Linked DNA regions of Homo sapiens: region 1 is linked to region 2. Evidence: chromatin loops called from intact Hi-C (ENCODE). Cell type or tissue: PC-3. All regions are shown on one strand. Each heading gives the region's core, and the rest is flanking DNA. Links, peaks and the distances in the headings are about the cores only.

What was found. Hi-C counts contacts between places; a loop is a spot of excess contacts. Peaks named below come from ENCODE experiments on the same cell type or tissue, not always from the same donor. Only the 100,000 strongest peaks of a DNase experiment are listed, where the experiment ranks them.
Region 1: a loop joins it to region 2, with 5 times the contacts of the local background. A loop is called at or near these places in 4 of 110 quality-filtered maps.

The regions. Positions count from the first base shown.
Region 1 is chr13:68,925,942-68,928,882 of GRCh38, forward strand. No RefSeq gene overlaps it. Among named protein-coding and RNA genes, the nearest start is that of LINC00550, 42 kb to the left of the region's middle. In PC-3, for the core only: a CTCF peak has its summit at 1,709; no DNase peak of the experiment used is centred there.
Region 2 is chr13:69,322,874-69,325,814 of GRCh38, forward strand. No RefSeq gene overlaps it. Among named protein-coding and RNA genes, the nearest start is that of LINC00383, 100 kb to the left of the region's middle. In PC-3, for the core only: a CTCF peak has its summit at 1,441 (motif pointing left); no DNase peak of the experiment used is centred there.

The DNA.
Region 1 (2,941 bases), core at 311-2,810, 400 kb before region 2:
ATTAACTTCAATTTAAGAATTAAGACTTTAAGAACATTTCTAAAATAACTCCAAAACCAAAGGTAAACCTTTCATTGTACCTAAACGTAATAATATCATTTATAATTTTAAGTTTTTAAATTGACTATATGGTCATGGCCTTCTTTTCCCTAGTTATAGCAAGTATTGCATATATACCTGGAATCCTTTAAACAAATAAAATAAGAAATATATATCCATTGCCACTCCTTCAAGCATGAATAACTTTAAAATACAACTTTCATAAAACTAGTGTCCATACTCTTTTTTATAATTTTTAATATTTTTCTTCCTAGAAAACCTTTAAATTAACATCTTTTGATAAACTGAAATTATCTCAGTTACATTTATTTTTCATAAATGGTGATACTCCTGGTGTTAAAATATGAAGAGGTTAATGAGAGAGAATTCTGGCAGAATAATAGTAAAAAAAATGCTTGAAAGATTGCATTTTGACAAATCAATAAGCTTTTGATGTCACATAATTACATTTTCATTTTGTCCTCTTCAGGTTGGTTATTAACACAGCAGTAGGCTGTCTGTCTGCTCTCTAAGCCAAGGTTAATAAACATGTTTACAACATGATATTTCTGTTGCCTCAGTACAAAATAAGCTCTGTTCTTATTTCTTGACATGCTCTTGTCGCCTTTAAAACATTAATCTCTGGGACTTTTGAAGTGGCAAAGGAAGCTAGGAAACAAATAGTATACCTATGTATATATATATATGCATAACTTTTGCAGGTTGAAAATTCTACAGCAGTTTATTGTCTTGTCTTTCAAGATTTTCTGATTTTCTTCAAAGAAATGTTTATGTTTTTCTAGGTAACCACTGTTCCACATTCAAATTTAGATGTGGAAATATTAATGTTTATAACATAGTTAACTATAAACTTCTACAGCATTTTAAAGAATTGTTTACTAACTACCTGTAAACCCAACTATACTTTCAATACAAATTAATTCATCACATATAAAGTAACATAACTGAGATGAACAAAATTAGTTTTGTCACTTTTTATTTAATTTTAAAAAATAAATTCTAATGAGGGTAAATTAATGGTGACTACTTAATTAAATTGTTAAATGTATCAACAAATACATTAAGTATATATAATTCAAATCAAATCAAAAATAAATTTTAGATACATGAAGCAAATGGATTAAAGTTTTACATTCTGACAAAAGAGAAGTATATTATTCACAGTGACTTTATTTTATTTACAATGAAAAGCTGTAGGTCAATAGAAACAATAAAAAATTACAATTATATTACACAAGGTATCGTAGAACACTCAAAATAATACTTAGTTGAAATTCAGTAAATAGCTATGAAAGATCTCTAAATATTATCCTCAATAGTTTTATAACTGATTTTTTTTAAAAGCATGTTTTTGAAAGTTTCTTAAAAGTTAGATTTTGCCAAGCATGGTAGCTCATGCAGGTAATCTCAGCATTTTCAGAGGCTGAGGCAGGAGGACGGCTTGAGTTCAGGATTTCAGGATCAGCCTGGGCAACATAGTGAGACATTATCTCTACCAAAAAAAAAAAAAAGTTAGTGTGGTGGCACATACCTGTGATCCCAACTACGCAGAAAGCTGAGATGGGAGGATTGCTAGAGACCAGGAAGACCAGGCTGCAGTCAGCTGAAATGGCACCACTGCACTCTAGTGTTGGAAGACAGAATGAGACCCTGTCTCAACAAACAAACAAACAAAAGGTTAGATTTTTGCCTATCACCAAAGATGCTTCATTACTTTTTAGACATAAATATATGTATGCATTACTGGACTTGACTTTCTGCTTCATTGTTGAGGCTATACTATTTAAAGCAATATTTGATAATAAAAATGCTTTTGAACCAAAGAAACTATGTCATGAAATAAGTCATAGAGAGTAATTTTTTTTCTACAGTTATTAAGAAAAAGAATTTCTAAGCACTATTTTTTTTTGTTCAGATTGGAAAATATCTTTGGTTCTTTTATAGGTCATAGTGATACAATCTTTATGTTTTACAAATTCATTTGATCATAAATTACAGTTAAAACAATTTTTTCAAAGAACATAATTGATTAAACCATATGTTTTAATTGAAATGTGAGACTATTGGAGGCTTCATCGTGGCCCCCAAAAAGATATGTGTACAGTGTGAATATTAATTTTTATGGCAAAGTATGTGATTAAGTAATTGAATGAAGGAGCTGGTCCTGGATTATCCAAGTGGGCTAAATTCAATTATAAGTGTTCTCAAAGAGTGAGACAGAGAATTATTAAACAGACACAGCAGAGGAGAGCACAAGGTAAAGATGGTCAAGATTTTATTGATGCAGCCATAAAACAATGAATGAGAACAGGCACCAGAAACTGAGAGATTCAAGAGGAGTTGCAGCCCCATCTACGCCTTGCTTTTGGAGTCGTGGCCTCCGGATTGTGAAAAAAATAAATTTCTGTTGTTTTAAGTGCCAAGTGTGTGGTAATTTGTTACAGCAGCCCTAAAAAACTAATAGATTAAACTAGCATTTTAACTAGTGATAATATTGAAATTAAATAATGATGTGGTTTATAAAATCTATACACTGAAACAATCACAGTATACAAGATCAATGGTAGTGTACTCAGTACACATTATAGTCCATTCTGCTTACAAAATGATAAAAGTTATTACTTGTAGAAGTTGAATCATTCTGCGTGTAAATTTTTTAAAACTTTAGTATAAGTTTTTAAGCTATAATTAATGTTTTCACTATAGAACTAACCTGACATTTTGGCTCCACTCTTGAAATGCGAAAAGTAAGACTTTAAAAGCATTTAAGAAATGATAAACACGAACGAGACTAATTTTAATAATGGGGCATTTTACTCTATAATATGAATTTTATGTTGTAGTCGAGATGTCTCAAATGGTTACAGTACATATTTCCTAC
Region 2 (2,941 bases), core at 229-2,728:
GTAAGATTTCTTTAACAACTTAGCAAGAAGAAAAATGACATAAATTTTAACCATTTTTACACAGGAAAAATGATCCTACTTTTTGTGAAAATTGAGTGTTTCAAAAAACAGAATTTTACAAGTGCACGAATTTATATGTTTTCTTGGGGAAAATAAAACGTGGAGCACTTAGAAAAGACTCCTATATTGTAATCAGATTTGCAAAAGCACCATAAAAGCCATAATGTAAAATTGTTTTTGAATTTCCTACCTAGCATTATAAATACTACACCAAGAACAAAACTTGAAAGTATAAAAGAAACTAACTTTTATAAAGTATGAACTATGACACGCAACAACTTTGTACTCTATGTAACGTTGCCCTTATTTCCTCAACAGGCTGTAGGTTTCTCAGACAGGTTAAGTAGCTTGCTCAAGGTCAGGTTACTAGTTTGCAGGAGGCAAGAGCATGCATCCAGCTTGGTTTTAGGCTAAAGCCCCATGTTATGTCCACGGTATCACATTGTCTCCATACAAGTGAAAAGAAAATGATACAGAAAATTGATTCATAAATGAACGAAATGGGTTGTATAACCTAGAAAAAAATAGAATTTGGTTTGTCACAAATAAAATGAAATAAAGTCTTTACACATCTGTAGGATTACTTCACATATTCATTTATATTTTAAAACGATTTGAAATTACTTCTTTGTTCTTTAGTCTTAATTTTTTAAACCACATGTTCGTCTGTAGCTATTTTCTTCTTTTATTTTCTACTTAGCCTCTAGATCTCATGTAGGTACACATTTGCTGGAGACATCATCCCTAAGAATAGTTTACATAACTAAGAATTAGTTATCTGGTTATTGAAGTCTAATATATTTGACTCACTCATATTGTTTATTCCTTGATCTAGAATTACAATTTACTATGTATGTTAAATTTGCATTTAAATACATTGAACTATCACAACTGACTTTCTATCCTACTTGATATGTTTGTGCTTCACTGCAAACAACCCAAATAAAACCATAAAAACAATTGATTATATTGATACAATTATATTTCAATTTTGAAAATGAATTTTCCATAACAAAATTATTTTTGCCTTAATACTGTATTGCATAATTGATGAAACATAAAATGATTATTCAATAATGCATGTATGCACTAACTTTGCATCAAAAACTATTTCTTGATATATTTGTGAATATTCCAAATTAAGTACTAAAATATATTGTTAACTCCATATACCTGGCAAAATAGGACAATGATATAAATTATATTGCAATGTTGCCATGTGAACAAGTATCCACTGTATAAATGCATGCATGCAGTTTTATGTGTTTAGACTTCTAAATATGCATACGTACATCTAAGTGTGTGAGTGTGTGTGTGTATGTGTGTATAGAAGAGAGAAGAGAAAAATGACGTGTGCATAATACAATGAATAGTACAAGATTGCCACCTTCTGGATTTAATACATAAGTGACTTTTTTTTTCTTTTGGAAAAATGTCCCCCTCTTCCAAAAAGTGTTTATTAGTAATGATATTTCTTGGTAGCTTGCCCTATATTTTACTACTCATATTTAAGTAGTGTTTCTAACACTAGAATTCTTTTACAATTGCTTGGAATTCATTTTATGTATACAAAGATTTTCTAGATAATATAATAGGTCTCAAAATTTTCTCCAGATGTAGCCATTTGTGTGTCAGTGACACAAGTAAAGCCAATCTCCCCCTCCTGCCCCCCAAAATAGAACACACTGCAATGGGAACATATATTTAGTAGGAAGTTAATTAAGTCATTATTTTTATAACTGTAGAAATTGATAACTCAGCAATAAAAACATTTCCAATATTTTGTGCAAAATAATGTCAAAACACATTTTTCTAACATATTTTACTAGTTTAATATTTTGAATTTTTATATATATAGGTTTCTTATCAAAAGTAGCAGAATTATTTTTGTTAAAGCTCAAAATTAAACATATGAACATTATACAAGTATATCTACATTATCAGGAATGATCAGACATTATGTGAAGTGAGCAAGCATATATTGGATTTACAATTGTGAAATATAGACCTCTCCTCTCCTTTGGTACCAGATTCCCCTGAGCATGAGGAAGCTGAATCATGATGTCCCTCATTACCCAAAATCTCATATTCCACAATCAGAACTTGCTCTGAATCTAAAATCCAATCAAACATTTTCAGCAGTGTTCTAACTCACTTAGAATACTGATAAATTATAATTGTTAATTTTGCTTATACATAAAAATCATTGACCTTTCTTCTATTAAAGAAACATCAAGGCTTTGGGAAGCGACATGACTAATCATTGTGTTTGGGGCAATTTGCTTTACTTCTTTTCCTTTTGCCTGTTTTTTATTCCTTTCTTCTTTTTCTTCTGTTTTTGGAAATATGGGGTGCATATATATTTCACCGAGCTTATAAAGATTGTAAAGTATCTGAATCTTTATATTTTGCACGAGTAAGACTAACCTTGCATACAAACATATCAAATATACATATGAATCTTAAATATGTCAGAAAAGATATACTATTTTTGGCTGTAGACAATATTTTATAACATAATGTAAATGTTCATAGCCACTCTAATATTAATGCTAATTTTATGTAACCTATGTTGTAAAGGTCTTTTAAGGAACTTATAATTCACTCTTCTTTGGGGGATTGAGATTTTAAGAATCATGATACCTCTCCATTATCTGTGTAAAATTGCAATAAGACATTATTTTAAACATGAGATAATATCCTTGTCCAGATTTCTTGCCCTTCAAATATTATTCATTCACTCTTGAATCCCCAAATGACAACTTCTCAGGTAGATTCAACTAATGGGAATATGGAGTGTATTGAAACAAAATGAGAGTGAAGAATGAAACAATTCATTGTAATAGAAGAGGATTTTAAATGCTTATGACTTAGTGATGTT